Linked DNA regions of Homo sapiens: region 1 is linked to region 2. A link is an interaction called in ENCODE POLR2A ChIA-PET data of the cell type or tissue named here. Cell type or tissue: OCI-LY7. All regions are shown on one strand. Each heading gives the region's core, and the rest is flanking DNA. Links, peaks and the distances in the headings are about the cores only.

Region 1 (4,000 bases), core at 1-4,000, 170 kb before region 2:
CAGCACAGCCCAAATTAAGATACAAACCTAAATGGCAAAATAATACTTTGGGCTTAAATTGTCCTCCATAATAATCAAAAGCCACATGTTACTAAAATCAAAAGAAACTTACCTTGAATGCAAATACCCCTAGAGATACGTCAATTATCTGTGTGTATTCTAGGACTCCAGTGAGTTTTTTAAAAATAGGGGGAAATTAAAAGGAAAAGGATCCATAACACAACTGTCATTTAGCCTCTCCACATTTATTTCCTCTCAACCCACTTCTAACACAATTTTGGAATCCTAAACTCTCATCCCAGCCTGCAACAGAGTAAGCTAACTTAAATAATCCCTGGTTTTAGCACTTGAACAGTAGAAGGGTAAAATATGTGGGAGTGAAATGGAGTCTACAGTTTAAAAATAGGTCCATGTGCACAGTCCAAGGTCAGCCTCCAAGAGACAAGCTATGAAAAAAATCTTTGACATTGCCCGAACCAACAACATGTAGAAGAACTTGGATTTCTTATTCCAAACTTCTCTTAGCTATTTTCTTTAAGAACTGAGTAAAAGGCCAGTCTTCTTGCCAGAGGTCTAGAAATAGCTTGTCTTCCTATTTGCCATAGATGTATCTAAAGTCTAGAAGGCATTTCTCTGTTGTTTTAGGGATGTGTCTGGTTTTTTTCTCAGACATTCATGCCATTTCTCTTTGTCAGCTGAAAAGCTTTTATGCTCAAAATTTCACTTCAGAGTTAGTTTGAAAAGTCTACTATAACTATTTCATGGAAAAAAGTCTCCCTCTTGCAAAGTCATCTTATGGTTCCCTTAAATGACATGTATTTGGTATTTGAACATGTATGTATCTGTAACTGAATCTGACCCCCTGTATTTCCACCTCTTCAGGCCCAGACTTCTTAAACACAAGCCTCTCAAATCCAAAGGCTAACACTGAGAGCGTCTGGCTCCATTGTTTTAATCCTATAGAGGTTCTCTGTTTTTTATCCAAATTTTTCAGCTCAGCCCTTCCACTGGGCACCACGGACATGGCAAGCCTAAACCAAAAAAGGAGTCTCTTTTAAGGTGTTTGAAATTAGATCCCTAGGCTTGCTTGAAGTTTCCATGTTCGTTCTTTTGATTTATGGGTCTCATTACTGGGGAAGGCTGAAATATCTCTTCTTTTTCTCCCTTAGTGGCTTCAAAGCACTGTACGCTTGACTACCCAAGTACATTAAAACTAATTTAAATCATCATCATAAGCACTAATGTGTTCAACAAACCAGAAAAGACCTTGGAATCCAAAATATATGGTCACATTTTATACTTAATAGGACACAAAATAGCAAATCCATCAACAAAGTGGTATAGCTTTTTATGGGCACAGGCAAAAAACACTTCTTAAATGTTGCATTGCCTAGTGCTGCCTTTTAAAGGTGAAATTCACATCATCCTTTTCCTTCTGCTCCTGTAAGACAAACTTAATTTAATGAAGATCACTTGTAAGGATAACTTCAAGCGGCAGTAAATGTGTATGGCTGTGAAAATAACAAGATAAATGCCCACATTTGCATAAACCCGAGCTAAAATTATAAGACAGCATCACACATTTTCCAACCTCTCCCGCAGCACTGCCATTTCAACACGTGCAGGTCATATTCAGCACTTCTGTAGCTTAAATGGCAATGTTTTTTCTCCTGCGACATTTATAGTAAGGTACCATTCTCAAAAGAAGAGTAAACACATTGAATTAGTACCAGTGAAACAGAATTTCTGGAATCAAACGTATAATCAAAAAACTTGAGAGAAATTGCTGATCTGTGCTGAAAGCTGTATCAAAATATGAAATTCACTAAAGTATTTTTTAACATGCCATTGATAGCAGCTATCAATTTAAAACACAAATGTAAGATAATACACAAAATTTATCTTGATCTTCTTGCATATTTATCATTATAAATTGGTGATTCCATATCTGGAAAATACTTCAGAATATTAATTCTTGAAAAGAAGGGGGGAGAAAAAGGGAAAACAGGAAGACCCAACTCTTTGATTCAGTGGAAGGTACTACGTTTAGACGTTATTAGATGAGTTTTGGTCCTGGCTTCGATTAGGCAAATCACTTAAACATTGGAAGCTTTAGCTTCTCATCTGTAAAACAAAGGAGGTGGGGTGGTAGACTTCTAATTTTCTTTTAGCCTCTAAGAACCTATAGTCAATGGTCTTTTGCAAAATTAGTTGAAATAATAATGTAATTAATAATTGAATTTTAATGCTAACATAATTCTATTACTCAATGTTTATTACTTTTATAAATATTAATGAATTTCTATATACTTCATCATAGCTATTATTAGTCTACAAGAGTTTTAGAAAGACCATGAAATGCTTCTCATTAACTGTTAAATGGCCCGCAATGAATTGAGAAGTCCCAGTTTATCCCAGGCCAAAGTAATTGGAAACCAAAGAGAGAAACACTCCTAGGTTTCTTACTTTTATGATGAGGTAGAGCACAGAGGATTTTTAAGACAGTGATATTGAGAGGTGACAGCGTGCTGGCAGCCCTCGCAGCCCTCGCTCGCTCTTGGCGTCTCCTCGGCCTTGGCGCCCATTCTGGCCGTGCTTGAGGAGCCCTTCAGCCCGCCGCTGCACCATGGGAGCCATTCTCTGGGCTGGCCGAGGCCGGAGCCGCCTCCCTCGGCTTGCGGGGAGGTGTGGAGGGAGAGGCATGGGCGGGAACTGGGGCTGCACGTGGTGCTTGCAGGCCAGCTAGAGTTCCCGGTGAGCGTGGGCTTGGCGGCCCCGCACTCAGAGCTGCCGGCCAGCCGTGCCGGCCCCGGGCAGTGAGGGGCTTAGCACCTGGGCCAGCAGCTGCAGAGGGTGCGCCAGGTCCCCCAGCAGTGCTGGCCCACCAGCTCTGTGCTCTATTTCTCGCCAGGCCTTAGCTGCCTCCCTGTGGGGCAGGGCTCGGTACCTGCAGCCCACCATGCCTGAGTCTCCCCCACCCCACCGTGGGCTCCTGTGCGGCCTGAGCCTCCCCGATGAGAGCTGCCCCCTGCTCCACGGCGCCCAGTCCCATCGACTGCCCAAGGGCTGAGGAGTGCAGGCGCATGGCGCGGGACTGGCAGGCAGCTCGACCTGCGGCCCCAGTGGGAGACCCACTGGGTGAAGCCAGCTGGGCTCCTGAGTCTAGTGGGGACTTGGAGAACCTTTATGTCTAGTAAGGGATTGTAAATACACCAATGAGCACTCTGTATCTAGCTCAAGGTTTGTAAACACACCAATTAGCACCCTGTCTCTAGCTCAGGATTTGTGGATGCACCAATCGGCACTCTGTATCTAGCTAATCTGGTGGGGACTTGGATCATTATGTCTAGCTAAGGGATTGTGAATACACCAATCAGCACTCTGTCTCTAGTTCAAGGTTTGTAAATGCACCAATCAGCACTCTGTGTCTAGCTCATGGTTTGTAAATATACCAATCGACACTCTGTATCTAGCTAATCTAGTGGGGACGTGGAGAACTTTTGTGTCTAGCTCAGGGATTGTAAACGCACCAATCAGCACCCTGTCAAAACGGACCAATCGGCTCTCTGTAAAACAGACCAACTGGCTCTCTGTAAAATGGACCAATCGGCAGGATGTGGGTGGGGCCGGATAAGAGAATAAAAGGAGGCTGCCTGAGCCAGCAGTGGCAACCCGTCCGGGTCCCCTTCCACACTGTGGAAGCTTTGTTCTTTTGCTCTTTGCAATAAATCTTGCTGCTGCTCACTGTTTGGGTCCACACTGCCTTTATGAGCTGTAACACTCACCACGAAGGTCTGCATCTTCACTCCTGAGCCAGCGAGACCACAAACCCAGAAGGAAGAAACTCCAAACACATCTGAACATCAGAAGGAACAAACTCCGGACACGCCACCTTTAAGAACTATAACACTCACTGCGAGGGTCCGCGGCTTCACTCTTGAAGTCAGTGAGACCAAGAACCCGCCAAATCTGGACACATTTTTGCAACCACGAAGGGACA
Region 2 (5,307 bases), core at 641-4,640:
TCTATGAGTTTGACTTTTGTAGATTCCACATATAAATGAGATCGTGCAGTATTTATCTTTCTGTGCCTGGCTTATTTTACTTAGCATAATATCTTCCAGGTTAATCCGTGTAGTCACAGATGACAGGACTTCCTTCTTTTCAAAGGCTGAATAGTATTCCACTGTGTGCCTATACTACATTTTCTTTATTTACTCATCCATCAGTGGACACTTGGGATGATTCCATATCTTGGCTATTGTGAATAATGCGGCCATGAACATGATGGGTTAGATATCTCTGTAAGATGCTGATTTCAGTTCCTCTGGACATATACCCAGAAGTCTGCTCATAGGTGAAGGTACTAATCTGGATCATATGGTAGTTACATTTTTAATTTTTTGAGGAACCTCCACACTGGTTTTCATAATGGCTATGAGTTTTCGAAAGTTGAATTTAGTAAAGCAATCTGATAGCTTTGTTGATGGTCTTCCTGAGGCCTCAATTGAAACTCATTTGCATTTGACTGCTAACTTTTATTTTGACTTCAGCTTCTAACAACAAATTAGTGTTTCTTTAAGGGTGTGTGGGGACTCCTGCATTAGAACCACCTAAGGAATTTTTTTTTAATATCCTAGATATTGTCTGATGTCTGATAGTATTTCCCAGAAATACTACATTTTTAGCATGTTCTTTGTATGATATAAGACTGCTTAAGACCCACTCAAGGTTCTATTTCCAATTAAAATGTAGACAGTTGTAAAAGACTGTTACTCAAGCCAAGGGAAAAATATCTGTCTGTCTGTCTACTTTTTAAAGCCAGTGAACAATGAAAAGGAGGATATGTGAACTAAATTCCTAAGAATACTGGACACAGGGGGATAAAGCATTGGAAAATTTAAAGACAAGTGAATAGAAATTATCTTAACAGAAGCACAGAGAAGAAAAAGATTAAAAATAAAAATATTAATTTGGGGGGACAATATCAAATAGTCTAATATACATAGAATTGGAGTCTCAGAAAGCAAGGACAAAGAAAATTGGATAAAATAAATGTTGAAAGGTATATAATCCTAGCATTTTGGGAGGGTAAGTTGAGCAGATTGCTTGTGTCCAGGAGTTTGAGACCATCCTGGGCAATATAATGATACCTCGTCTCTACAAAAAATAAAAAATTAGCCAGGCATGGTGGTGTGTGGTCTTAGCTACTCAGGAGGCTGAGGCAAGAGGATTACTTGAGCCTGGGAGGTCGAGGCTGCAGTGAGTTGTGGCAAAAACAAAACTCACTGCATTCTAACCTGGGACAGAACTGTGGCCCTGTCTCCAAAAAAAAAAAAAAAAAAAAGTCAAAGAAAAAAATACACTTTATATTTGGGAGAAAGAGGGGGTTTGGAATGTGGGAGGAGAGACATGGATGACAACTGACTTTTTATCAGAAATAATAGAATTCAGAATAGAGTAAAACCATATCATTGAAATGGTTTTTTTGTTTGTTTGTTTTTATTTTTTGAGACGGAGTCTCACTCTGTCACCAGGCTGGAGTACAGTGGCACAATCTCAGCCACTGCAACTTCTGCCTCCTGGGTTCAAGCAATTCTCCCACCTCAGCCTCCTGAGTAGCTGGGACTACAGGCACACACTGCCATGCCGGCTAATTTTTTTTTTTTTTTTTGTATTTTAGTAGAGACGAGTTTCACCATGTTGCTCAGGCTGGTCTCAATCTCCTGAGCTCAGGCAATCCATCCGCCTGGGCTTCCCAAAGTGCTAGGATTACAAGCGTGAGCCACCGTGCCTGGCCAAGTGTTTTAAAAATACATAACAATTATCAACCTAGAATTCTACATCCTGTGAAAATAAACTTCAGAATGAGGGGGAAATAAAGACACTTTTAATGGAAAAAAAAAAAAAAAGCTCAGAGAATGTGTTACCAACAGACCCAAACTACAAGAAATGGGCCATTTTGTTTATATGTTTATATCACTAAAATCTCTAGAGTTTTTTTCAGCTAAAGGGAAGTTATCCCAGATGGAAGCCAGATTTCAGAAGGAATCTACAGGAAGGAATGAAAAGCACTAAAAAAGGTAAATATGTGGGTAAATATAAAAGACTAGTTTTTATTTTTTTAATTTTGAAAAGATGTTTGAGTGTTTAGATAAAAATAATAGCAAGTGTTGTGGGGTTTGTAACATACGTAGAAGTGAAACACATAACAAAATAGCACAAAGGGATAAAGGCTGTAAATGGAATTATAGTGTTTTAAGTCATTATTCTGTCCATGAAGTACTATAATATTTATTCAGTGTAGACAATGATAAATTAAGGTTGCATATTGAAATCACTAGAGCCATCATTATTTAAAAAAAAAAACCCAAAGAGACATAGGTAAGAAGCAATAAAGAAGATAAAAAGAATGTGAAAATAATCTAAGAGAAGGCAGTCAAGAAGGAACAAAGAAAGAAAGAACACATGGAAAACAAAGCAACATGATTCATAAACTCACACCACCAGAAATTACATCAATCAAATGTAAGAGATTAAACACTGAAATTAGAAAGTATAGATTTTTAGACTGGATTAAAAAGTGACAGCCATCAATGTGCTATGTAAAAGACGTGCAATTTATTCTGATGTTCTGGGTGGGAATTTGTTCAAGTCTTTATCTTCACTTACTTTGTATTCTTATTTTCTCTTTTCTACTTGTTCTATCATTACTGAGAGAAGAGTATTGAAATCTCCAACGAAAACTCTTACTCTATTCTCCTTTCAGTTCTATCAGTTTTTGTTGTGTATATTTCAAAGCTCCATTATTAAGTACATACACATTAGAACTGTTGTCTTCTTAATGAAATAACGCCTTTATTATGAAATGTCCTCTTTATCTATGATCATATTCCTTGTTATGAACTCTACTTTGTATCTACTCCAGCTTTCTCTTGATTATTGCTTGATTGGTATATGTATCTCCATCTTTTATTTTAATCTATCTGTATCTTTATATTTAAAGTGGTTTCTTGTATAGACAGCATACACTGAATATTGTTTTTTTTGTTTGTTTTTTTTTTTTTTTTTTTTGAGATGGAGTCTTGCTCTGTCACCCAGGCTAGAGTGCAATGGTGAGATCTTGGCTCACTGCAGCCTCCACCTCCCAGGTTCAAGAGATTCTCCTTCTTCAGCCTCCTGGGGTAGCTAAGATTACAGGCACATGTCCTACCACACCCAGCTAATTTTTGTATTTTTAGTAGAGACGGGGTTTTACCATGTTGGCCAGGCTGGTCTCAAACTCCTGACCTCAAGTGATCTGCCCGCCTTGGCCTCCCAAAGTGCTGGGATTACAGGCATGAGCCACCACATCCAGCCTGGATATTGTATTTTTAAAATTCTCTGACAATATCTGGCTTTTAATTGCAGTGTTTAGACCACTTACAATGAACATATTTATATGGTTGAGCATACATTCATCATTTTGCTGTTTGTTTTCTATTTTCTCATTTGCTTTTTGTTTTCCATGTCTTTTTTATTGTTGTTGTTGCTGCCCTAGCAGCCCAATTAATTTTTGACAAACTTTAAATTTTAGAATAGTTTTAGATTTACAGAAAAGAAAATATAGTACAGAAAGTTCCTGAATATTCCATTCTTGGTTTCTCTTATTAACATCTCACATTCATATGGCATATTTATCAAAACTAAAAAATATTGATGTCTTCTTAATTACAGTCCTTAGTTAATTCAAATTTCTTTAGTTTTAACCAAACATCTCTCTTCTGCCCCAGGATTTCATCCAGGATACAATGTTACATTTAGTTGTCATGTCTACTTAAGCTCCTCCTGGCTGTGACAGTTTCTCAGAATTTCCTTATTTTTGATGACCTTAATAGTTTTGAGAAATACTGGTCAGGTGTCAGGCATTTTATAGAATATTCTTCACTTTGAGTTTGTCTGGCATTTTTCTCATGGCTAGATAGGGGTTATGGGTTTTTGGAAGGAAGACCACTGAGATAAAGTACCATTCTCATGGCATCACCTGAAGGGTACCTAACTATCAAGTTGACTTATCACTATTGATATTAACTTGATCTTCTGATTGAGGTAGGGTTTATCAGACTTCTCCACTGTAAAGTTACTCTTTTCTCCCTTCTTTCCATCCTGGACTCTTTGGAAAGAAGTCATTATATGCAGCCCCCACTTAAGGGGTAAGAATATCTTCCACCTCCTTGATGGGGGAGTATCTACATAAATTATTTGGAATTCTTCTGCAAGGGAGATTTATCTCTTCTCCCCCATTTATTTATTCATACAATCATGTATTTCTGTTAGGTGGATTAACATTTATTTTATACTTTGGGTTATCAGCCAATACTACATTATTTACTTTATTGCTCAAGTTGTTCAAGCTTTGGCCATTGGTAACCTTTTCAGTTGGCTCTTGCATCCCTTTGACATACCCCTATCTTTTTACCCCAGCACTTCCTTACTTTCTGGCACTATAGTTTCCTTTTGTATGTTATTAGTGCAGCCCTAGAATCAGCCATTTCTCCAGTGATTCCTGGTTTCTTTTACTAGAGAATGGTATTAGAAACCAAGATCTGGGTGCTAGGGGTGCTCATTACTATTGGGGTGTTGTGGTTTCTAGGCCCTTTTAGCTGACAGAGCAATAAAATGTATGTATCTATACATACTAATCCATGAATCGATACATATCTGCAAATATCTATTTGTAACCATCTGTAGCTATATTAAGCTAAATTCGTGAGTTCATTCTGATGTCTCTAACTCTAATCCAATACCACATGGATCATTCTAACCTTCCTCCCTTAAGAGCACTTCTTGTGAAATGTTATTTCCTGTCCTGGTCACTTCCTCCCTCCTTCCCCTACATCATCCTGAGAGGTGACAACGTGCTAGCAGGCCTCACTCACTCTCAGCACCTCCTCGGCCTCGGCATCCACTCTGGCCATGCTTGAGGAGCCCTTCAGCCTGCTGCTGCACTGTGGGAGACCCTCTCTGGGCTGGCCGAGGCTGGAGCCGGCTCCCTCTGCTTGCAGAGAGGGGTAGAGGGAGAGGCACAGGCGGGAACCAGGGCTGCGTGCAGCACTCACTGGCCAGTGCGAGTTCTGGATGGGCGCGGGCTCAGTGGGCCCGCACTTGAAGCAGCCGGCCGGTGCCGCTGGCCCCAGGCAGTGAGGAGCTTAGCACCCGGGCCAGCAGCTGCGGAGGGTGCGCCAGGTCCCCCAGCACTGCTGGCCGGCCCGCGCCACGCTCAAATTCTTGCTGGGCCTCAGACGCCTTCCTGCGGGGCAGGGCTCGGGACCTGCAGCCCGCCATGCCCAAGC

The links. Peaks named below come from ENCODE experiments on the same cell type or tissue, not always from the same donor. Only the 100,000 strongest peaks of a DNase experiment are listed, where the experiment ranks them.
Region 1: POLR2A ChIA-PET joins it to region 2 with 6 read pairs; 2 of 35 experiments call an interaction of 5 or more read pairs at or near these places.

Annotation. Positions count from the first base shown.
Region 1 is chr2:33,056,503-33,060,502 of GRCh38, reverse strand. The region is part of intron 3 of LTBP1 (latent transforming growth factor beta binding protein 1); the gene reads right to left. It also overlaps the pseudogene H2ACP2. Among named protein-coding and RNA genes, the nearest start is that of LTBP1, 110 kb to the right of the region's middle. RefSeq lists an enhancer at 3,906-4,000. In OCI-LY7, for the core only: no CTCF peak of the experiment used is centred there; DNase peaks (open chromatin) are centred at 1,082 and 1,592; H3K4me3 peaks cover 2,211 bases; H3K27ac peaks cover 2,662 bases.
Region 2 is chr2:32,886,674-32,891,980 of GRCh38, reverse strand. It overlaps LOC105374453 (a long non-coding RNA gene), which reads left to right. Exons shown (of 3, transcript XR_939938.2): 2 at 1,983-2,058. Among named protein-coding and RNA genes, the nearest start is that of LTBP1, 58 kb to the left of the region's middle. In OCI-LY7, for the core only: no CTCF peak of the experiment used is centred there; no DNase peak of the experiment used is centred there.